Linked DNA regions of Homo sapiens: regions 1, 2 and 4 are each linked to region 3. Evidence: chromatin contacts called from ENCODE Hi-C or POLR2A ChIA-PET data. All regions are on one chromosome and are shown on one strand. The core of a region is the stretch at or near the end of the contact, and the rest is flanking DNA. Distances in the headings are between cores, read along the strand shown.

The links. Hi-C counts contacts between places; a loop is a spot of excess contacts on that map. ChIA-PET counts read pairs that join two places held with the same protein, here RNA polymerase II (POLR2A). Pooled maps may share reads with other maps.
Region 1: a map of OCI-LY7 shows a loop between it and region 3 (9-fold over the local background). The contact joins the promoter of EIF4ENIF1 here to the promoter of FBXO7 in region 3. A Hi-C loop is called at or near these places in 4 of 168 maps with a recorded cell type or tissue (B cell, CD4-positive, alpha-beta T cell, OCI-LY7 and 1 more), 7 of 37 single-sample maps with no recorded cell type and 12 of 50 pooled maps.
Region 2: a loop to region 3 is called in a map with no recorded cell type, with 5 times the contacts of the local background. The contact joins the enhancer-like site here to the promoter of FBXO7 in region 3. A Hi-C loop is called at or near these places in 2 of 37 single-sample maps with no recorded cell type and 9 of 50 pooled maps.
Region 4: a loop to region 3 is called in a pooled map, with 4 times the contacts of the local background. The contact joins the enhancer-like site here to the promoter of FBXO7 in region 3. A Hi-C loop is called at or near these places in 2 of 50 pooled maps. POLR2A ChIA-PET finds 5 or more read pairs at or near these places in 3 of 52 experiments (AG04450, GM10248 and activated T-cell).

What each region holds. Positions count from the first base shown.
Region 1 is chr22:31,488,505-31,491,204 of GRCh38, reverse strand. EIF4ENIF1 (eukaryotic translation initiation factor 4E nuclear import factor 1) reads left to right here and starts at 1,363. Exons shown (of 19, transcript NM_019843.4): 1 at 1,363-1,511; 2 at 2,460-2,582. The coding sequence starts at 2,487. RefSeq lists enhancers at 349-408, 808-1,430, 1,431-2,054 and silencers at 959-1,608, 1,689-1,978.
Region 2 is chr22:31,679,752-31,682,451 of GRCh38, reverse strand. PRR14L (proline rich 14 like) reads left to right here. Exons shown (of 9, transcript NM_173566.3): 9 at 1-1,105. Among named protein-coding and RNA genes, the nearest start is that of PISD, 19 kb to the right of the region's middle. Within about 2 kb of position 1,276, at least 8 of the 41 ENCODE cell types and tissues checked have a DNase peak (open chromatin) inside an H3K27ac peak, as active enhancers do.
Region 3 is chr22:32,473,382-32,476,081 of GRCh38, reverse strand. FBXO7 (F-box protein 7) reads right to left here and starts at 1,271. Exons shown (of 9, transcript NM_012179.4): 1 at 958-1,271. The coding sequence starts at 1,079. RefSeq lists enhancers at 755-924, 510-1,010, 1,179-1,348, 1,011-1,511, 2,237-2,296 and silencers at 681-990, 1,001-1,190.
Region 4 is chr22:31,791,542-31,794,241 of GRCh38, reverse strand. DEPDC5 (DEP domain containing 5, GATOR1 subcomplex subunit) reads right to left here. Exons shown (of 43, transcript NM_001242896.3): 11 at 2,140-2,209; 12 at 1,425-1,497. Among named protein-coding and RNA genes, the nearest start is that of DEPDC5, 39 kb to the right of the region's middle. Within about 2 kb of position 1,426, at least 2 of the 41 ENCODE cell types and tissues checked have a DNase peak (open chromatin) inside an H3K27ac peak, as active enhancers do.

The sequences.
Region 1 (2,700 bases), core at 114-2,613, 980 kb after region 3:
CCTTATCCTGTTTAATCTTAACTGCCCCATGAGCAGGTTATATCATCTTCGCAATTTCACAGGTAAAACTAAGAATCAATAGACTAACTCTCCATAGCTTGTAGGAGGTGGCAGAGATGAGAATGCAAACTCAGGCCTGATGTGCAAGTGTTTCCCTCTGCCTCTTGCCTGTAAAAAAACAGTTTGTAAGAAACACACTTTATTCAGTAATACAAACGAAAAGTTTTCTGTTGCCAAGATTCACAAGAAGGGAGCTGAGTTAGTGGTCACTCACTGCCCAACACCCTAATTTCACAAGTGAAGTGAAGTTCCAACAAAGTAGGCCTCTTGGAAGAAATGTAGACGTTGCTGTCCTTTAACCAGGAAAATTGCGTTCTCGGGACTTCACGCCTATGTATCGCTTCACACCAACGCTGCGCAGTACCACAGGGCAGAAATGGGTGCTTGTGGTATTCCAGCACATAGGACTTCCTCCCCAGGATGCAGTTACCCACACTGCTCACATATTTGCATTTCTGTGGCCCCCTGTCAGCCTGAGTCTGCACTACGTGGTAAGCACTTGACATTCGCCGTCTCATTTCCCCAACTCCACTCGCACTTCCCCTTTCTGTGCAGGCTAAGGACAGATTCAGGTTACCGGAGGGAAACAACATTTCAATGAATTTGTTAGTCGCCTTTATCGCTATCAAAGCCAATCGTGACAAGTTTGTCTTTTAATGCAGCAACCAGTACTCGCGCATAAGCCTCATAGATTTACAGAGGCCATTTTAGAAACACGACCGAAACTTAGGTTAAGTCAGCTTTGCCTAAGATCACGCCACTCGCAAAACAGCTGAGGTTCGAACCCGCACTGGGAAGGCTCGGAAGACCCCAATCTCCTATCTCAAATTCCCACTGCCGAAGCCCCACGGTTCTCTGCCTATGCGAACCATGCAAATACAGCGGTCGTCGCGCCACAGGCCGTGCTAGCCGCCAGCCCAGCCCCATCTAGCCACCGCCTCCGGGAGAGTGGCGTGCCGCGAGTCGCGGGTCCCAAGTGCCGTCCGCTCTGCCCTGCAGCGCGCGTGGGAACGCGGCGGCGGTGGCCTCTGGGCTGCCCACGGCGACCGCCTGCGCGCACGGGAGCGGGTTTCCGCTATCCCCACCGTGGCCTCCTCCTCGCCGCCACCACCTTCCCACCCCCCGGCCCGCGCAGGGGCTGGCGTCCGGGAAGCGCGCGGCGATGCTTCTTTTTCGCCCGGCACCGCTGCAGCCACCTCACATCCGGGCGCGCGGCGGGGAAGGCGGCGCCGGGGCCAGGGTGCGTGGAGGGAGTTATTAAGGGGGAGGGGGCCGAAGAGGAGGGGCGGAGGGCCGGGCTGCAGTTACGGCGGCTGAAGAGAGACAGCCCAAGCCGGTCGGGGTGGGGGCGCGAGAGCGAAGGCTGCGGGGAGCGGCGCTGGGACCGGTGCGGGCAGCGGGGAGGGGAGCGGCGGCCGAGGCAAAGGGCCGCCGAGCGGCGGAGGCACCGAGTAAGGGTCGGCGGCGGTGGCGGCTGGGTCCGGGGCACCGCGCGCCCGGTGCTCCCGGGTGTAGAAGGGGCGCGGGCGCATTGCTCCCGGGGTCGCGTGCGTGAGCGCGGGCGCCGGGGCGCCCGCAGGGGGTGGGCAGGGGCGCGAGGCCCGCAAGGCGGCCGGCGGGTAGCCGGCGGGCTGGCTGGCGGGGACCGAGCCGCCGGGCCGGGGAGGACGGCTGCGGGCCTGCGCTAGCTCCAGCTTGAAGCGCCCGGGCCGGGAGATTCGGCCTCCCTCCTCCCTGCGGCCGGCCGCCCCTCAGTGAGTACGGTCTCCGCCCTTCCTCCGAAGGAGGCCGCTGGGCCCGGGCCTGCGTGAGGGGCTGCGGGTTGGGGTCGCGGCCCGGGGAAGCCAAGTTTCGGAGCTGAAGCCGGTGCTCGCCCTTTCCTTGCCATCGGCGCCCCTGACATGGCCACAGGTGCGGCTGGCCTGGCGAGGGGCGCTCGGGCCCCGTCCCCAGTCCCTGATCGCCGGATAACAAGGGGCAGCTGGCGCCGTCCATTGGCAAGTGACAGGCACTTTCCAACAGACTTCGCGGGTTCCCAGCCTAACCAGTCTTCTACCTGCCCCCACTCCGGGAAACTTCCCCACCAGTCTTGAAAGATCCCCATGGGTGGCAGCTACTAATCTTGGTTTCTCTTGTGTTAAAGCTGCTTAAAGGTTATATACCTTGAATTGGGCACCTTCTACTTTTTACCATGTTGATGCTTAGGATACTAGGAAAGAGAACTGAGTACCAATGATTCTATCTCCAAGTTCTAATTTATAGCATAATTTTGGGGTGGGGACTTGTTTTTAACACTAGCTGTTTTGAGAGATTAAAAAGTTTCAGCTTCTGAAGAAACAGCCAAGATTTCTGAAAACTTACTGTTCTCGGTGACAATTTTGTGCCGATTTATCTTCCAGGTGCAGAGCATTGTAGACCAAGGAGCCATGGATAGGAGAAGTATGGGTGAAACAGAAAGTGGAGATGCTTTCCTTGACCTGAAGAAGCCTCCTGCCTCCAAATGCCCCCATCGCTATACAAAAGTAAGGTTTGCCACTAATGAAATAGTGTTTCTTTTTAGGTGGCGAAGTTAGTAACATTGTATAACTATTTCATTCCTATTAAGTGGTAATCTCATTCTGACTCACTACATGGACTAAA
Region 2 (2,700 bases), core at 27-2,526, 790 kb after region 3:
TTCTTACTGACCTTACTCTAAGCTACAGTAGCTGAGGGAGGTACGGTGAAGACATGTAGCGTTTGCCTTATTCGGAGCCTGAGGAGCCCAGAAACCCATGCTGTGAATCCCAAAACTCAGCGCTCCTCAAGAGCTGTGAAAATCATGATACTTTGTCACAATTTTGCCTGAAAGGGTCTTTGGCACGGGCTCCAGAGCCAACCTGAGGTCCATTCCAGATCCCACTATCTGGGCGTGAGACCTCCCCCGTGGCTCCTTCCTTGCCCACTGAGCCAAGAGCAGCAGGGAGCGTACAGGACGGGAGCAGCAGATCCAAGGCCGCGGTGCAGCCAATGAATGCACGGCCGTCGCTCCGTCTCCAGGCTGGAATTCCGTCTCATAATCAATGCCATGTACATTAAGATCTGCGAAAGACCAACTTTTAGGCAGTGATACTTTTCTCCCATTCCCTGGGGTGGGGGGAGTATGCAGTTGGTGCTTTCTGTAATTCCCTTGTTCTGTTTTGTTTCTGTAAGCTTTTCCCCTGGTGTCATGGAAAGGACTTCTTAAATAACCACATTGTGGGTGGCTGTATCCAAAGTTTAAATAATTGGCCAGAAGTGCAGAGTATCCTTTCCTGGATTCGTGTCAGAAAAGGGCTCCTTGCCACAACTGAACTTACTGTATAAAAACCTGGCTAGGGAGATTTAATTTTACTAAAATTACAGTTTAATGTTACCGTCTAGCCACAAATCAAGCAGCAAAAGCTATTTTGATGATGAAAGGGGGTCCCCGTTGAGCTGGCCATCTAGTGCAGTGTGCTCTCAGATTCCATGTTTGTTGATTGTGTGTCTTCACAAGCCCCTCTCTGGTGCTGAATTGGATTTGAATTCTTGGTGAGAGGCCTCAGCATCTCCTTGGGCTGGTCTGGGCCAGTAAAAATAGCTGCCTGACATGTTTATATATTATCATGGTCAGTAGTTCAATGAAATTTGTACATTTTTGGTAACATTGGTATACATGATGCCCCTGCAGTTCCTTTTCTGTTTGGTAGTTTGTGACTCTAAGATTTCCACTGTTATGTGTGTTAATTTATGAAAATAAATTTTTTTGAAAACCTTTCAAATAACTCTCAAGGCCGTTACTTTGTTCTCGTGGCTTGGCAATAAGTTAAAATAGACATTCCAAAGTTATATGTCACAGTAAGCATCGTTCCTTCCAAAGTGGTCACCATTTTCTGAGGAGTATCCTGTTGTAACTGTGGGACCAGCTCAAACTGATTAACCATTGCTTAAGTTGTTACAGGTGAGACAGCCAAAATTGCCTGAGCGTGCACAGTGGAAAAAAGCTTTAACGTTTTAATTGTTACCACCACGAGCCTGGCAGGCCGACTGCATTGGCATCACCTAGGACTAGATAGGAATGCCATAAAAGCTTGACCCACTTCCAGATCAGGGAGACATTTGAGCATTGCTTCCTGTCTCTGTGCCAATTGACTTTTTTTGGGGGCGGGGGGTGGAGTTTCACTCTGTCGCCAGGCTGGAGTGCAGTGGCATGCAATCTCAGCTTATTGCAACCTCCACTTCCTGGTTTCAAGGGATTCTCATGCTTCAGCCTCCCAAGTACTGGGATTACAGGCACCCACCAACAAGTCCAGCTAATTTTTGTATTTTTTTTAGAAGAGGGTTTCACTATGTTGGTTGGGCTGGTCTTGAACTCCTGACCTCAGGTGATCCCCCCACCTCGACCTCCCGAAGTGCCCGGATTGCAGGCGTGAGCCACTGAGCCCAGCCTCATTTACTTTTTTTGAGACAGAGTTTCACTCTTGTTGCCCAGGATGGAGTGCAATGGCACGATCTCAGCTCACCGCAACCTCCGCCTCCCAGGTTCAAGCGATTCTCCTGCCTCAGCCTCCCGAGTAGCTGGGATTATAGGCATGGGCCACCACGCCTGGCTAATTTTATACTTTTAGTAGAGACGAGGTTTCTCCATGTTGGTCAGGCTGCTCTTGAACTCCCAACCTCAGCTGATCTGCCCGCCTCGACCTCCCAAAGTGCCAGGATAGCAGGTGTGAGCCCCCGTGCCCAGTCCCTCGTTTACTTTTTAAAAGATCTCACCACTTAATACTTGTCCTTCCCAGCTGTTTATGAGGTTACGCTATGAATCTTCTGCTTCTCATTTAGCCAATGGAAACTGGTAAAAGAATGACTGAAAACACCTCTGTAACACCACACTGATATATTCCAGAAAGAAGCATGATTCCTGGTGACATTCTTCCTCTGCCCAGAGCAAAAGCAGTGAGTGCCCAGTTTCCCTTCTTGGCCTCAGAACTGCAACAAGGAATTCTATCCATGTAGTCTTCTATTTACAGAACTTAACTGCGTGACAGCTGTGCTTCTTGTTAGGTTTCATGGTTATTTGGAGAAATGTACTCTCCTACACCATTTCTTGAGAAAAGAGTTGCTAATTAACAGTTAAGGCAGTATAATCTCTTTAACCTCTCATTACAGAATCTTGTGTTGGTAGAGCCTGGTGAAGACTGATCAAAACTAATTTAAGGCTGAGCGCTGTAACTCATGCCTGTAATCCCAACACTTTGGGAGGCCGAGGCAGGTGGATCACTTGAGGTCAGAAGTTGAAGACCAACTTAGCCAACATGGTGAAACCCCATCTCTACTAAAAATACAAAAATTAGCCAGGCATGGTGGTGCACGCTTATGA
Region 3 (2,700 bases), core at 22-2,521:
GGAAGGTTTGCTTTTGTTTTGAAGAATTCACCTAAAAATCCCCAGGGAACATCTTTTTCATTTTTCCTTAGCACACTCAAGTTTCAAATTCACTAGCTCAGTATTTGAAGAGGACCACTCTTACCTTGCCGCTTTACTCCCAAATTATTGTCCCCAAAAAGTATCTTTTAGGGAAACAAAGCAGCTTCACCTGCAGTCCCACAAACCAATAACAGAATATGATCCTTTCTCAACTTTACTGCCCCCAAACTGCAAGCTCTCAAGATCAACGTTTGCCTCAGTTTTAGCAAAAAAGCAACATTTCACCCAAGAAAATGAAATGGTCTGAAACACGCCTACACGCTGTCCTTTCTAAAACTTTTCGGCGGCGAAGTCCAAGCGCTCACCGCGGTGCTCGGCGCATGAACACAACAGAATCTAAAATTGTTGCCGCTTCACAGCAGCGATACAAGCTACCGGTGGCCTCGGATTGAGGGCAGATTTTTAACTTCTAGCAATTTCCAAACTTTTTCATTGAAATACTCCAACAGCTGAAGAAATTAACTCGGACCCCTCACAGTCCAGAAAGGTTTAACCCAAGCCAAGCTCATCATTTCCAACTTGAAATCTAACCAGTTGTGGAAATTGTGCGTTCCCTCCTCTCCCTGGTTCCGTTTACTGCAAAACCAGAAGCCATGACTCACCGAGGAGGGGACCAGAGCCCCCGGGAGGCCGGGCCATGTTCTCCAGGAGCCGGACCCCAGCCGACCACCCGCGCTTCCCGTCGCCTGCACCCTCCGGCTCCGCGACGCCCGGAAGAGCCCGGGCCTCCCGTGAAGGCCCCCCCGGCGTCCCCGCACTTGGCCTATCGCCCGGCCACGCCCGCGCCTGCAGCCCACAGATGACGCCAACCCGCCCTGCACCCACCCCAAGCACTCCCCACTCCCCGCGGGCCGCCCAGCCCCGGCCCCAGCGTACCTGTACCCCCAGGTGCACAGCAGGGACTGCCTCAGGTGCGAGCGCAAATGCCCCAGCGTCGGCTCCGTCTCGGGCACCTCCAGCGGCCAGGTCCGCTTCAGAAGCCGCACCCGCAGCCTCATGACGGCGGCAGGCGGCCCGAGGGGCCTGGACCCGGAAGCGGCGACGGGGACGGCGGCGGGGCCGAGCAGCTCCCGCCCCAAACGGCGACGACCCCGGACTGGCGACTACCGGAGCTGAGGGGTAGCTGAGGCGAAACGGGGAAAGAGCCCCGCCACAGTGGCCGCCCTGCCACTCGGTCTCTGGAATAGAGCGCCCGCCCCTCTCCTGAGGGCGCCTCCTGGAGCCGACCCCGAGAGCTGGAGGCGGGCAGGCGGCCTAAAGGAACCGGGCCTCTCGGGGTCGGCCGATCGATGACTCCGCGCGCAACGGCGCTGCCTGAGAGCGCGGGCACAGTGCGCAGGCGCCGAGATGCGGCCGCTCGCTGGCATCCCAGATTTTCCGCGGCGGTGGCTGGGACTCCCAGTACTTACTCCCTGTGTGCGTGGAACAACGGTAGCGCTGATAGGGATGCTGCAGACAGACAATACAGTCGCCACTCCCCAGGACCAAGTGTCACCCCCTTTCTTCCGTGGCCCTCAGTTCCAGCGGCATCTGCTCTGAGAAGCCTTAGGTTAATCCTTAGGTTGGCCGGGCGCGGTGGCTCACGCCTGTAATCCCAGCACTTTGGGAGGCCGAGGCGGGTGGATCGTTTGAGCCCAGGAGTTCGAGACCAGCCTGGGCAACATGGTGAAACCCCCCCCCCCATCTCTACAAAAAATACAAAAAATTAGGTGTGGTGGCGCCTGCCTGTAGTCCCAGCTAGTTGGGTGGCTGAGGCGGGAGGGTCGATTGAGCCCGGAGGTCGAGGCCTCAATGAGCTGTGATCGCACCACTGCACCTCAGCCTGGTTCCACAGAACGAGACCCTGTCTCAAAAAAAAAGTAGAACTATTTGTAGCCAGTAATCTATGTCCGACAGTTTATTAGAACTCTGTGGCTGCATAACAATCACCCCAAAGTTTAACGCAATAAACATTTGTTGTCCCACAGGTTTTAGAGGTAAAGGGATTTGGGGATGCGTGGCTGGGTGGTTCTGTCTCCAGGTCTCCCATGAGATTACAAACTGTAGGCCAGGGCAGCAGTTATTGACTAGGGCTGGAGGATCGGCCTCCAGGATGGCACAGTCATGACTGTTGGCCAGAGACCTGTTTTCACCACGTGAACCTCCCCATAGGGCTGTTTGAGTGTCCCCATGACATGGCAGCTGGCTTCCTTCAGAGCAGGTGATCCCAGAGAGACCAAGGTATAAGCCACAATGTCTTTTATGACCTAGCTCCAGAGGTCACATACGGCTTTTGTCATATTTACAAACCAACCCTATGTGTGAGAGGATCCAGCCAAAGGTATGAATGCCAACAGACAGGGATCGCTGCGGGCCATCCTGGAGGCTGGCTACCATAGAGGGTCTAACTAATGATAACTTAGATGAGAGAGAGTATCAAGTTTCGTCCTTGTGTGATAACCATAGTCCAAATCCTTAGAGTCAAATAAAGTTTCTCCCAATAGGTGGCAGCACTTGTCCACATCCTGCCCTTGATTCTGCAAATAAATATGTATTGATTGCCTACTTTGTGACAGATACCCCACATGCTGGAGACTCAAGAGACCAAAAAGACATGTTTCTGCCCATGCAAAGTTTACA
Region 4 (2,700 bases), core at 177-2,676, 680 kb after region 3:
GGCCCATCACTCTCATAAAATTCTCCTAGGGGTACAGGATCCAACAAAAGATCAACAAATAATTTAAAGTATAATCTGTATGAGGTTGAGGAATACAGTGGTCAAAAAGCATCGACTCTGAACTAGATTGACTGTGTCAGGTCCATGCTCCACCACTTAATATTGTGTGGACTTTGGATAAGTTACTGAAACTCTGTGTCCAAATTTCCACATCTGTAAAATGGGGTAACAGTATCTATCCCACAGGGATGCTGTGATATTTAAATAAATCAAGTCATGTAAAGTGCTTAGAAGAGTAACCCATTCATGCTAAGTCCCGTAAAAACAGTAACTATTACTATCTGATAATCATCTCAATTAGATAGTGGTGTCAGCCAGGCATGGTGGCTCCCGCCTGTAATCCCAGCATTTTGGGAGGCCGAGGTGGGTGGATCAGCTGAGGTCAGGATTTGAGACCAGGCTGGCCAACATGGCGAACCCCATCTCTACTAAAAATACAAAAAAATTAGCCAGGCGTGGTCACGGGCGCCTGTAGTCCCAGCTACTCGGGAGGCTGAGAAACGAGAATCCCTTGAACCTGGGAGGCGGAGTTTGCAGTCAGCTTACATGACCACTGCACTCCAGCCTGGGCGAGAGAGTGAAATTGTGTCTCAAAAAATAATAATAATAATAATAACGTTAAACATGATCATGATATTGTGGTCAGATATAAAAATGCCTTTTTTGAATATGTATAGAAATAAAATATTACAATATTGATAATTTACTTAGTCAATGGCACTGAAAAAAACAGATGAATCAAATATGACAAAATAATAACTGTTAAATTCAGGTATTGGGTATACGGGCTCATTATATTATTTGCTCTTCTTCTCTGAATGTTGAAATTTTTCACAATAAAACATTTAGAAGGTCTAAATGCAACATGATATCTTGGAGACGGCAAGTACGAGTGCTAAAATCTAAAAAACATCTGAATTTCCTTAATAGTAATGTACCAATGTTAACCTAGTTTTGACAAATGTAACTTGGTTATGAAATGTTAATATTAGAGGAAACAGAGCAAAGACCATGCAGGAACTGTGTTATCTTTGAAACTTCTCTGTAAATCTAAAATCATTACAATTACAAAATTAAAAGGTTTATTTATTTATTTATTTATTTATTTATTTTGGAGACAGGGTCTCACTCTCTCCCAGGTTGGTGTGCAGTGGTGTGATCTCAGCTCACTGCAACCTCCACCTCCCAGGCTCAAGTGATCCTCCCACCTCAGCCTCCCAAGTAGCTGGGACCACAAGAGGCGAATTTTTTGTATTTTTGGTAGAGACAGGGTTTCGCCATGTTGCCCAGGCTGACTTATTTTTAAGTTAGGAAAGAAACAACTAATAAATAAATAAAAAGTATAGCAAAGCACCCAAACATACTTGTAAAAGTCTTCATAGAATCTCCCCTTGTGATCCTGTCGAATTGAGGCTCGGTTTATTTCAGGAAATTCATCTGAAATAGAGAAAACGGAGTATGTAGTTCAGGCTGAGAAGAGAAATTCAGTTTTGTCAGCTTCCTCTTCTGGGTTAAAGATTTGCATCACAAAAAAATAAAGATAACTGTCTTTTTTTTTTTTTTTTTTTTTTTTTTTGAGACAAGGTCTCACTCTGTCACCCAGACTGGAGTGCAGTGGTAAGATCTCAGCTCACTGCAACCTCTACCTCCTGAATTCAAGCGACTCTCCTTTCTCAGCCTCCTGGGTAGCTGGGACTACAGGTGCATGCCACCACACCTGGCTAATTTTTGTATTTTTAGTAGAGATGGGGTTTCACCATGTTGGCCAGGCTGGTTTTCAACTCCTGACCTCAGGTGATCCGCCCACCTCAGCCTCCCAAAGTCGTGGGATTACAGGCGTGAGCCACTGCACCCAGCCAACTGTCTATCTATTAAGTTGGTTTTAAGATGAATCACAGCCCACAGACCTCTTGCATCCACTAACGGACTGTGCTACTTTCCCTTTTACACTGTCCCCATAACAGAAAAGATGGGAAGGGTGGAAAAGTGCAACGAGGAAAAAAATGAAAGGAAATGGCTGGGGTGGGGTTGGGGGAAGCTTAACAAAAACATAACTGTAGGAGAGAAATAGTTACTCACCAACAGATTTTGCATCATAGAAAGTTCTAGAAAACAGGACCACTGTCACTTCATGACTACAGTTCTTCTCCTAAGCATGAGTAGAGAACAACAGGGTTGAAGTTTGTTTCATTTACTTCACTATGAAGCAGACTGCATGCATATAATATTCTTTTTTTTTTTTTTTTTTTTTTTTTTGAGACGGAGTCTTACTCTGCCACCAGGCTGGAGTGCAGTGGCGCTATCTTGGCTCACTGCAACCTCCGCCTCCTGGGTTCAAGCAATTCTCCTGCCTCAGCCTCCCAAGTAGCTGGGACTACAGACGCACGCCACCATGCCCAGCTAATTTTTGTATTTTTAGTAGAGATGCGGTTTCACCATGTTGGCCAAGATGGTCTCGATCTCCTGACCTCGTGATCCGCCTGCCTTGGCCTCCCAAAGTGCTGGGATTACAGGTGTGAGCCACTGTGCCCAGCCCTTTTTTTTTTTTTTTTTTGAGGCAGTCTCATTCAGTTGCCCAGGCTGGAGTGCAGTGGCACAATCTCGGCTCATTGCAGCCTCCACCTCCCAGGTTCAAGCAAT